Linked DNA regions of Homo sapiens: regions 1 and 3 are each linked to region 2. The links are chromatin contacts, found by Hi-C or POLR2A ChIA-PET in ENCODE. All regions are on one chromosome and are shown on one strand. Each heading gives the region's core, a stretch centred on a gene start or an enhancer-like site at or near the end of the contact. The rest is flanking DNA. Distances are from core to core; before and after follow the strand shown.

What was found. A loop is a pair of places that touch in the nucleus more often than their neighbours do. ChIA-PET counts read pairs that join two places held with the same protein, here RNA polymerase II (POLR2A). Pooled maps may share reads with other maps.
Region 1: a map of PC-3 shows a loop between it and region 2 (7-fold over the local background). The contact joins the enhancer-like site here to the promoter of CHROMR in region 2. A Hi-C loop is called at or near these places in 2 of 168 maps with a recorded cell type or tissue (PC-3 and endothelial cell of hepatic sinusoid) and 9 of 50 pooled maps. POLR2A ChIA-PET finds 5 or more read pairs at or near these places in 3 of 52 experiments (A549, H1 and MCF 10A).
Region 3: a loop to region 2 is called in a pooled map, with 2.6 times the contacts of the local background. The contact joins the enhancer-like site here to the promoter of CHROMR in region 2. A Hi-C loop is called at or near these places in 4 of 50 pooled maps. POLR2A ChIA-PET finds 5 or more read pairs at or near these places in 3 of 52 experiments (Panc1, WTC11 and activated CD4-positive, alpha-beta T cell).

What each region holds. Positions count from the first base shown.
Region 1 is chr2:178,276,967-178,280,755 of GRCh38, reverse strand. All of the region lies in intron 1 of OSBPL6 (oxysterol binding protein like 6), which reads right to left. Among named protein-coding and RNA genes, the nearest start is that of OSBPL6, 84 kb to the right of the region's middle. RefSeq lists an enhancer at 2,821-3,321. Within about 2 kb of position 1,440, at least 3 of the 41 ENCODE cell types and tissues checked have a DNase peak (open chromatin) inside an H3K27ac peak, as active enhancers do; they include PC-3, where a contact is called at or near this core.
Region 2 is chr2:178,411,432-178,415,394 of GRCh38, reverse strand. CHROMR (cholesterol induced regulator of metabolism RNA) reads right to left here and starts at 1,736. Exons shown (of 5, transcript NR_110204.1): 1 at 1,282-1,736. RefSeq lists enhancers at 245-819, 607-866, 1,368-1,567, 1,397-1,972.
Region 3 is chr2:178,240,431-178,244,236 of GRCh38, reverse strand. All of the region lies in intron 1 of OSBPL6 (oxysterol binding protein like 6), which reads right to left. Among named protein-coding and RNA genes, the nearest start is that of OSBPL6, 48 kb to the right of the region's middle. Within about 2 kb of position 1,741, at least 8 of the 41 ENCODE cell types and tissues checked have a DNase peak (open chromatin) inside an H3K27ac peak, as active enhancers do.

The DNA.
Region 1 (3,789 bases), core at 191-2,690, 130 kb after region 2:
GACATTTATGCAGGCCTGCACACAATTGTTAACTCTGACACTGTGTGTTAGAGTTTAAAATAGAAATTTACAAGGTTTTGACTTACATGTATTCTGTAAGAAACTAATCTATTATTGTCTATTTTGCTATTAAATGCACGAAAGTGTATATTTTCACACAATGCATATGAAATGTCAAAGAACAGAGGTTTTGGCTTGTTCTGCAACCATAATTAATGTTCATGCGAATATTCTGTACAACCTTCAAAAAGACAACCAAGATGAAGTGTAGTACCCGCTATAACCTCCAGGGGGACTGAGTACTCTGAGTTAAAAATTACCACCACACTATTAACACATGGTTCAGTTATAACCAATCATCTCTGATAGTTACTCAAGCCAAAAATATTAGAAACATTTGTCTTAATTCAGCTTCAAAAGCTTGATTAGGACATACAGGTTTATATAGTCACATTCACATTCCAAATTTCTAGGTGACATATATTATTTTAGAAAGCCAGAGTTCACTAAGTGGCAATTCAACCTCATTTTATTTAATTTTATTTTTTTTAAATTTTTTTGAGACAGATCTCACTCTATTGCCAGGCTGGAGTACAGTGGTGCCATCTCAGCTCACTGCAACCTCCACCTCCCAGGTTCAAGCAATTATCCTGCCTCAGCCTCCCGAGTAGCTGGGACTACAGGTGTGCGCCACCATGCCCAGCTAATTTTTGTATTTTTAGTAGAGGCAGAGTTTCACCATGTTGGCCAGGATTGTCTAGATCTCTTGACTTCGTGATCCACTCGCCTCGGCCTCCCAAAGTGCTGGGATTCCAGGTGTGAGCCACCGCACCTGTCCCAACCTCATTTTAATTAAGAAATTTCACTGGGTCTTGTTTTACCTTGCACATAAACTGCATGCAGGGCAGAAGTCCAAAGGTGATAAGTGTATAAAGTTCAAGCCTGATTACTGCTTGTGACAAAGTACATTGAAGATTAATCCTTAAAGCCACACTAAGAAATACCCCAGTTAAGAAATATACTCAGAGATAGGAAGATTGGTTCTTTCAAAAAGTATAACCAAAATTGGCGTGCATGCGTGTGTGTGCATGCACACGCGTGCACACACATGCGTTTTCGTACAGCACATCTGGTTTTAACTGAAACACATTCACAATAGGAATCATGTTCTATTTAAACATATCCTCTGTAGATCAAAAAGGATGCTAACATTATCTTTCTAAATCATTAATGAGCAAAAGTTGTAAAGGTTGAAAAGGTTGATTTAAACAAAATTTCCCACACTAACCAGTACTAGCCAGTGGGCGTCTCTGGAAAATCTCATTCAGAAGAGTTTAGTGACTTGGCAATGGTTCCTTCTGAATGGCTCATTCAGGAAGCAAATGATCCATTATCTTTGCAACAGAATTTTCCTTTAAGCTATGTGACTAATCCTCCCAACAGCCTGGGTTTTGCCCACATGTTCTTGTCTAGTGCATTCCCCGCACATTCCTCTCCTTTCTTATTCAAGCCCATCAGAAACCAAGATGTAGTCTACCAAAGATTAGATTGTCCCATGTAGCTACTAGGTAAATGCATATAATGCAAAATGGAGACAAGATTAAGCAAACCCCAGCACTCTGTACAATAATAAAGAATTCCTAAAATAATAAAGACAACCAGAAGAGTTATCTATGTAATCTAGATAGCAAAGTCTATTTCATACCAAAAACAAGAAATGAGACACTTTTGATCATTTTCTCACATATGTGGGCCATGGTTTTATTTCAATGCTCACACCATTTCTACAAAGAAGGATTGGTCTTAATTTAGGGTTCAACATTCTAAATTGCTTTTCTAGAAATCTGTAGCACAATACACAGTACAACACCTTTTTTTATTATCTTGCTTACTTTGCCTATTGTCACCACTAACTTCATTAGTGAAAAGATAATCATTTTGCTTTTTTCCACTGGCAGCAATGTTTAGACAAGAAATTGATTTTTCTTTTCCTACCTATGAAAGTTTCAAGTTCACTGAGGGTATCTAAGTCTCTGGAGAATATAGTTTAAGTGCCACAATCCAATAGGTTTAATGGAAACAGGTTGTGCTGGGGTAACTTCCTGAAGATGAAATATACAAATTTCAGTCATTGTTACCTAGTAACTACTGTGGCTTTCTTGTTAATAAGTAAAGAGCAAAAGACATTTAACCTCAGAAAAGTATCTTATCTCATTAATGTTACTACATATCAAAGAAGTTAAAATTCACAAGCTGAAATAACATATCAGAGTTTTCATATCCACCACTAAGTATTGATTGATTAATCCACAACAGTAAGTCAATTATGTAGTTATTATATATAAACATCAAAACCAGACTCTAAAGAGGATCTAGAAATGTAACAATCAACAAAAACCAGGCTCTTGCCCTTAAGAAATTTAGAGGGCTCAAAGCCCTAGATAACAGGAAAAGGTATGTGAGTAATCTTTTTAAGTTACAAAAGCAAAATATGTACTATGAATATTGATGGCATGAAAATAATTCTAGCTTGGCGTTTGTGGGCTGGGTGGGAATCAGATCAGAAGAAGTTCCTCAAAAGAGGAGGCATTTGAAAGATGAGTAGATCAGGCAGAAAATGGGCATGCAGGGATGAATAAAGGACATTTCAAACAGTGAGAAAAGTATATGAAAATCAAGAGACGGGAAAGTGTAGTCTGTAGTTCAGAGCTCAGAGCTTAGGGGACAAAGGAGGAGAGTAGAGCAGGGGAAGCCAGAGAAAAGGTTTGAAACAGCGTGGAAGGTCTCAAATGCTGGTGAGAGATTGAATTTCACTGTGTGGGCTGTAAAGAACAGGAGCGAAGTTCAGAACAGGAGAGCCACGTGATCATACTTCATGGAGGGGGATCTAGCCGCAGAACAAACGGGAGGAAAAAGACAAGAGAGAACCTCAGAGATCAGATGGGAGGATGAAGCAACCTGGGAGAGTGGAAACAGGAGGGGACAAACCAAGAACTAACAGTGGACAGGACAGAAGGTGAACCTAGACAGCCTCACGTGTTTCTTGCCTTAGCAAAATAATCAGTGAGAAACAAAACATTCATGATTTTTCAGAAACATGATCAAAGTATAACAAGATATTTTATTTATAAATGCTAATAAACTATATACCCTAATAAACTAATTTGCTCAAGACAAACATAATTTTCTCAGTCTATCACAGTTCTACCATTTAGCCAATTTTTTCAGATTTTTTTGTTTGCATATAACTTAGATCTAATTGACAATATTTCTCTGAGGGTAGGGAAAGTGTTTTCTTTCTTCAAAATTCAAAAGCCAAGCACAGGGAGGACTTGACATTTATTAACCATTCAAAGATTTTTTTCCCCCAAATTAAAGAGTATTGTTAATGCTGACAAAAATTCAGATGACTGATCATACAGCTAAGAATTCTGAGTAGAGGCTATTTAAAGGAATCTGCAATTTTATTATTCCCTTGACAACATCTGTGTGAAATCCAAAGAATAAATATTACAGAAACCACTCAATAGTTCTATTATTCAGTTGAATAAAATTGCATAAAAATTAATAACTCCATTAATTCTAAAACACTATAAACATGCTTAGGACACATCCTAATCTTCTGAAAGGAGTATGCTCTAAAGAAAGAGTTAGCAAACTTTCTGTAAAGGTCCAGATCAGTGAATATTTTAGATTTTGTGCAATCCCTTGATGAAACTACTCAGCTCTGCTGCTGTGCCAGGAAAGGAGCCACAGACAATATATAAACAAATAAACATGGCTGTGTTC
Region 2 (3,963 bases), core at 487-2,986:
AAACTCCTGGCCTTAAGTGATCCGCCCACCTTGGCCTGGCCTAGCTGTCACTGACTTTGTAAGGAGTTTCTGCAAATGCTTCTTCAGACTTTTCCCACGTTTTTTAAAACCCCTATTTATATTACTACTTAATGGCAATTTCTTCCACGGTCACAGAGAACACAAAGACCTTTGATTTGCTCTTTCCACCACAGAATATCACTCTAGGAAAGCATTCCATCATAATGTATATAAGGTGCCTAAACTGTGCTATAATCTTAAGCATTACAGGGACTCAGAATGAGGTCGTTAAAGCAGTGTTTTCCAAAGCGTGTTCCGCTGACCTAATCCCATACTCAGCGTATGCAACTTGATATTTTAATTTGTACCCTAGTGATCTAGTCTTATGCCTTCTGGGTACATATTGCATCATATCTTTAAACACATCCAGCTTCTAGAATGGTGCTGTACACGCAGGAGGTCGTTGAGCTTCACCTTCCTGCTAATGACAAAATCAGCAATTGCCTTTAACCACAGGAACTTCAGCCCGTTGGTCACTAGGGGGAGACACACACGTGGTGGGCCTCTCCAGGCTCCTCAAATCCCGCCAGAGTCGCCACTGTGTAGTCTGCCCAGAGAAACCACACCCAGTCTTAGGAAGAGGAAACTGACTGCCATCCATTTCACGCTACTGTGGCCGGCGAGCTCAGAGTGGAATCATTTGCAAGGCAGCTCCTCCAAGAATAACCAAGCCGAGATCTAGCTGATCAACGATTGAATTTAGAGTAAAACTTGACAGAATAAAACTCCCTTCGGTTTGTCCGTACTACCTGGGTTTGCAGAAATGCTTTTCCTTAGCATTTAATTTTGGGACCTGTAAATATAACTGCTTTTTAGATGCATTCCATAATCCTCAATTAACTTACTGCAGTAAAAAGATAATTAGGTTAATATAAACTGCTCCAAGGGGTTTCTGATCAGACTGAATTTTATTTCATTTGAAATAAGGTCGTTGTTTAATCTTGCAAGTTAAATAATCTTGATTTTACGCTGAATAGGGGCCTGAGATAGATGAAAGAAAATTTCCTTTTCATACATGTGAGAAATAAACTGTTTCTTACACTCATATTCACAAGTGTGACCGTTAGTCCAAGTTGAGGCAATTAACATATTTAGGAAGAAAAAAACTTCCTCACAGAAGGATTGGCATTGGCCCTTCTGAACAGTATTGCAAAGTCTGAAGGAAAAACCCTATTGACACCACTTTCTAGCCAAATGCTATAGGACGATATCAATACTTACTGTACTGAGTGGGCATTTATTTAGTTATTTCACAGTGAAGATATCTTTTCTGGAAAATTCCTCATAAGAAAACTGAAATTCAAGCTCCTGCTCGTTCTTCAGCCACCGCTACTCGTTCCTGCTTTTTGTGCCCATAGGTTCTTCTGCCCAAAACAAAAGCTGTTAAATCACCGCGGCGGCGCTGACGTCAGGGAGCAGGGCCGCGAGGCCCCACCAGGTCGCCAATGAAGCCTCCCCTCGGCTCTGCCGGGGGCTTTGCGGGGCGCATAGAGGCTCCCAGGCGGATAGAGGCTCCCAGGCGGAGGAGTCCGGGAACCCCTAAAGACCCTTTAGGAAGCAAGGTCCGGAAAACCAAGCACGAGCAAGAGGCCCCGGGCGGCTGTATCCCTGCCCGGCGAATTCAGAGGGAGCGGGCGCCGCGGCCACCCAAGAGCAACGAAGACGGCGGCGCGGAGGAGAGGATGGGGAGGGGTGTGGGCCGCCCAGAGGCGCGGAAGCTGGGAGCACCGCGCGGCTTAGGAACTAAAATAAATGCTTGTCTGAATCTGCCCCGGGTGGGGGATGAAGGAACAAGGGCTTGGGAGGAGACCGATACATTTTAGAAATTGCCGGTGGGGGAGCCAGGGGCGGTGGCTCACGCCTGTAATCCCAGCACTTTGGGAGGCGTAAGGCGGGCTGATCACCTGAGGTCGGTAGTTCGAGAGAGACCATCCTGACCAATATGGAGAAAGAAACCCCATCTCCACTAAAAATACAAAATTAGCCGGGTGTGGTGGTGCATGCCTGTAATCCCAGCTACTAGGGAGGCTGAGACAGGAGAATCGCTTGAACCCGGGAGGCGGAGGTTGTAGTGAGCCAAGATCATGTCACTGGATGTTATTTGTTAATTTTTTGATGTACACTGCAAGATCACACAAGAAATGAAGCTATTAAGCCCAGGTATTGGGCCTTTTATAGGGGTGTTTTTTCATGGTGAATGGGTAAATATGTCTCTACTTTGTGTGCTTATTAAACAACCCTGACTATGTGGTCTTGAAAGGAGAGATCCTGCCTTAGTTTCGCCTCTCATTAGCCTTATGTGAGAGCTTTTTTTCAGAGACAGGCAACCAGGAATATTTATTCCAGAAGCAGTCATTGCAGTGGAGAATTTGGGGTTTGAATCATAGAAGACAGAACTAGATAAAATCCTAGATGTTACCTCCAATCCCTTCATTTAAAAATTTGAGGTCACCCAGGCCAGGTGCAGTGTCTCACGCCTGTAATCTCAGCACTTTGGGAAGCAGAGGCAGGTGGATCACCTGAGGTTAGGAGTTCGAGACCAGCCTGGCCAACATGATGAAACCCCGTCTCTAATAAAAATACAAAAACTAGCTGGGTGTGATGGTGCACACATGTAATCCCAGCTACTAGGGAGGCTGAGGCAGGAGAATTGCTTGAACCCGGGAGGCGGGGATTGCAGTGAGCCCAGATGGCGCCACTGCACTCCAGCCTGGGCGACAGCGCGAGACTCTGTCTCAAAAAAAAAAAAACAACAACAAAATTGAGGTTACCCAAATTAAGAGAATTGGTAGTTAAGACAGACCAAGATTAATAACTTTTAGACATTTGTAGACCCTAGTTATTGGGGGTGCTAGACTCTTAACACTTTTCCAAGAAAAGGGGTAAATCTTGTGTTTCTTAATTCGGAAGGAAAAAAAAAATCTACCACTTGCAATTTGGCATGGGCCAGAGGCAATATTATCAGTTATATGCCTCTACGGTGTGATATTGAGTGATATACATGGAGAGAATATGGGCTACATTTTATGGTTTACTGTTTTGGGGAAATGAGGCCTTTGACATGCAGGGTAATTATTGCTGGGGACTCTGCTCAATAGGAGGCCATCACCTGGGCCCCATGCCAAAGGGAAAGCTTGTAAATTCCACTTCCCTGGAAGGCTGATAACGTGTAATAATCATGACATGGATTACTTGGTCCTGTTGGGTCCCAGCTTGTGAGATTCTTTCTGATCAAAGTTACCATCATGGGCAAACTGTGGTTAAATAGGCTTTAATCTCTGTGTTCATAAAGTTCTATTATCCTGGTCCAAGAGATTGGCAGTCTATAACTTCCTTTTTTTTTTTTTTAACACAAACATGAAATTAACACTTTTTGCTCTAAACTAATTAAAGATTCACGGGAAGTTGCAAAGGTAGTATGGAGATGTCCCTGTACCTTTCACCAAGTCCTTCAGTGGTTACATCTTACATAAATATAGTGCAATATCAAAACAAGGAAATTAACAATGGTACAACATGGATATAGATGTCATTTTTTTATTTAAAAATTTTACTTGTGGTAAAGTACACATAACATAAAATTTACCATCCTAGGCTGGGCATGGTGGCTCATGCCTGTAATCCCAGCAATTTAGGAGGCCAAGGTGGGGGCAGATCATGAGGTCAGGAGTTCGAGACCAGCCTGACCAACATGGTGAAACCCCATCTCTACTAAAAATACAAAAATTAGCTGGGCATGGTGGTGCTCACCTATAGTCCCAGCTACTCAGGAGGCTGAGGCAGGAGAATGGCTAGAACCCGGGAGGCGGAGGTTGCAGTGAGCTGATATTACTCCGTTGCACTCCAGCCTGGGCGACAGAGTGAGACTCCATCTCGAAAAAAAAAAAAAAAAATACCATCCTA
Region 3 (3,806 bases), core at 492-2,991, 170 kb after region 2:
TGAAGGGCAAGGAGGAGGGGACACTCCAGACAGAGGGAGTAGCATGTGCAAAGGCTCTGAGGCAAGAAGGGACTGGGTGTGCCAGGAATTTAAACCAGACCAGCGGAGTTTGAGCAGTGTGTAAGGCAAAGGAGGGCATGAAATGAGGTGGTGGTAGGTGTAGGCAGGAGACAGATAATTTACAGCCAATAAAGGATTTTTTTTTCTTTAACTACAATGGGAGATGGTGAAAGACTTTAAACAGAGCAGAAAAAGGATCAGATTTGTGTTTTTAAAACAATGAATGGGCCAGGCGTGTTGGCTCACGCCTGTAATCCCAACACTTTGGGAGGCTGAGGCAGGCGGATCACGAGATCAGGAGTTCAAGACCAGCCTGGCCAACATAGTGAAACCCCATCTCTACTAAAAATACAAAAATCAGCTGGGTGTGGTGGCAGGCACCTGTAATCCCAGCTACTCAGGAGGCTGAGGCAGGAGAATCGCTTGAACCTGGAGGCGGAGATTGCAGTGAGCCGAGACTGAGCCATTGCACTCCAGCCTGGGCGACAGAGCAAGACTCCGTCTCAAAACAAACAAAGAAACAAAAAAACCCAGAATGAATGGAGGAGAATGAGAAATGGGGAAGCTATGGCAATAGAGTTGGGAGAAGGGGATGAGTTTGGAATATATTTTGGAGATGAATGGATAGGGCTAAGCCATATGGGTCGGGGGGAGTGCAGTGAAGGAATGAGGCACCAAAGGTGACCCTGGGTTTCTGACTGAAGCAACTGATTGAATGGAGTGGCCCCTACAACAACAGGAACAGCAAGAGGCACAGGCTTAGTTGGCAAGTAGGGGATCAAAAGATTGGTTTTGAACAAAGAACTCAGAAGTTAAAGATGCCTTTGAGACTTCCTCAGGTACGTGGTAGGATTAAGTGAAACAGAAATGAAGCATATGTGCCATTTCACTCTTGAGAACTAAAACTGTCCTACCTTCTTTGAAGGAGTCATTCCCAGCTTCCCACTAACCTCTGGATATCTTCCACTCCCATGTCAAGGAGCAGGCCAATGGGATGGGAACACAGGGCCTCTCTAAGAACTGTGAACAGTGCTCATTCTTAACTACAGCAAATTACATACTGAGAATGTACAGAAGTCTGCTATCAACCGACTACACAGAGTTATTGATTTTATACATTTTTACATACAAGTTGTTTATATTTTATAAATGATATATTTATAAAAATGTGCTACTATATGAAATATATAATTTTAAAATATTAAATATATGTTATAAATAAACTTTACATAAGAAAAAAATATGGCTGCATTTTCTAAGGTTTTATGTGTGTGTATATATATATTGTGACTATTGCTTCATAGCTGTCTTGTGAAAACAATTTTAAATTTACAGCTTTTTAATTTTTTGGACAGGCCTTAGATGATTAAGTGAGGTCATCCACCATTTCTTTGATAAAAACTTAACGCATCGATATCCTGCTCACATTTTGGCCAACTGGTAGTATTTTGAAAAGCACTACAAGATGGTATAAAATCACTGCATCAACCATTGATTCAGCTGCAGGTTATAAGGGACTCTTAATTCAAATCTAATTCCAGGGTTGACTTTGGTGTTTTTTTAAAACTAAAGTATCACAATTCAAATTTTTTTGTTCAATGCAAACTTCCACCAATTTAAATAAGAGCAAAAACTGCAGAAGCAGGCTCGCCACACTTGACTCTTGGCAGGGCAATATTTAACACCCGTGTGACTGCCAAATACAAAGATGACGTCATCCACATCTGCTGATTCACTGGGAAAGGAGGAAAGAGGAGGAGGAAACAGCAAAGCCAAGAGAGATGTGGGAATTGGGATTACATTTTGCTGGAAAGTAGGCTGCTCAGCTAGACAACTACATAGAAAGGTTCCTGGGAACCAGTGAAGAAAGAAAAGGCAGGTACTTTTGAGATGATGTCAGAGGAGTCAAATAATATTGGTTAAGGGGGAAAAATAAAAGGCAGAGTTCAGCTGTGAGTGTTTAAGACCACCAAGTGTTTCCTTTTCTTTTTTCTGAGTACATACTTTCCACATCAAATCCACTTAAAGACAGTTCTCAATCACACTTTCACAACATATGTACATGTTAGTGAAAAGGATATGTTCTGAGAAATGTCTTTAGGTGATTTCGTCATTGTGTGAACATCACAGAGTGCACTTACACAAATCTAGGTGGTGTAGCCTACTACACACCCACCCTGTACGGTATTGCCTATTGCTCCCAGGCTACAAATCTGCACAGCATGTTATTGTACTGAATACTGTAGGCAAGTGTAACTCATGGTATTTGTATATGTAGACACACAAAAATAGCAAAACATAAAAATACTATATGATAATCATATGGAACCACTGTCATATATGCAGTCCATGATTGACTGAAATGTCATTATGTGGCCCATAAAATCATCTTAAAGTCACTGTTGTCCAAGGCAATTATTTTAACTTGGCACAACTTTAAGATGTCTTTTAAAAAGCCTCAGGCCAGGCACAGTGGCTCACGCCTATAATCCTAGCACGTTGGGAGGCCGAGGTTGGCGAATCGCTTGAGGTCAGGAGTTCAAGACCAGCCTGGCCAACATGGAGAAACCCCGTCTCTACTAAAAATTAAAAAATTAGCCAGGCATAGTAGTGCGAGCCTGTAATCCCAGCTACTTGGGAGGCTATAGCAGGAGATTCACTTGAACCCAGGATGTGGAGGTTGCAGTGAGCCGAGATCACACCACTGCACTCCAGCCTGGGTGACAGAATGAGACCATGTCTCAGAAAAAAAAAAAAAAAGCCCTGGCCGGGTGCAGTGGCTCACACCTGTAATCCCATCACTTTGGGAGGCCGAGGCGGGAGGACCACGAGGTCAGGAGTTCAAGACCATCCTGGCCAACGTGGTGAAACCCCATCTCTACTAAAAATACAAAAATTAGCTGGGCGTGGTGGCGTGCACCTGTAGTCCCAGCTACTCGGGAAGCTGGGGCACGAGAATTGCTTGAACCCAGGAGTCCAGAGTAAAAAAAAAAAAAATATCTGTGCTATATGAGCTTAAACTGCCTTAACTATAAATTTCTACCGTGAATATGAATACATGCAGAGTGGCATTAGTACACTTAAGATATCAAATTTAAATGAACTAAATATGTAATCAGAAGCCATGCCCATTTTCATAGAAATCCCTAAAGAAAAAAAGAAAAAAAAGATTGTAGTCCATTGTTATCACATTATTTAGTCAATAATTATTTCCCACTATATACAAGGGACCATGTGCCACATAATGGATAAGATGGATTACTGAGCCAAAATTAGGATACTATCTGAGAACTATGAATAGGCCCCTGGGGACAATTAGTAATGATAGTGGTATAGAAATAATAATAGCAATTATTAATTATTAACATTAACTTTTATTAAGTGATTATGTGAATGGTTCTCAGCTAAACACTTTTTATTTTTTGAGAAGGAGTCTTGTTCTGTCGCCCAGGCTACAGTGCAGTGGTGCAATCTTGGCTCACTGCAACCTCTGCCTCCCGGGCTCAAGCAATTCTCCTGCCTCAGCCTCCTGAGTAGCTGGGATCACAGGCTCCTGCCACCACACCCGGCTAATTCTAAACACTTCTATTTATTTATTTATTTCATTAGTTAGTTAGTTAGTTTTGAGACGCCCAGAATGCAGTGCAGCGGCAGGATCTCGGCTCACTGCAACCTCCATCTCCTGGGTTCAAGTGGTCCTCCTGCCTCAGCCTTCCTAGTAGCTGAAACTACGGTGTGCACCACCG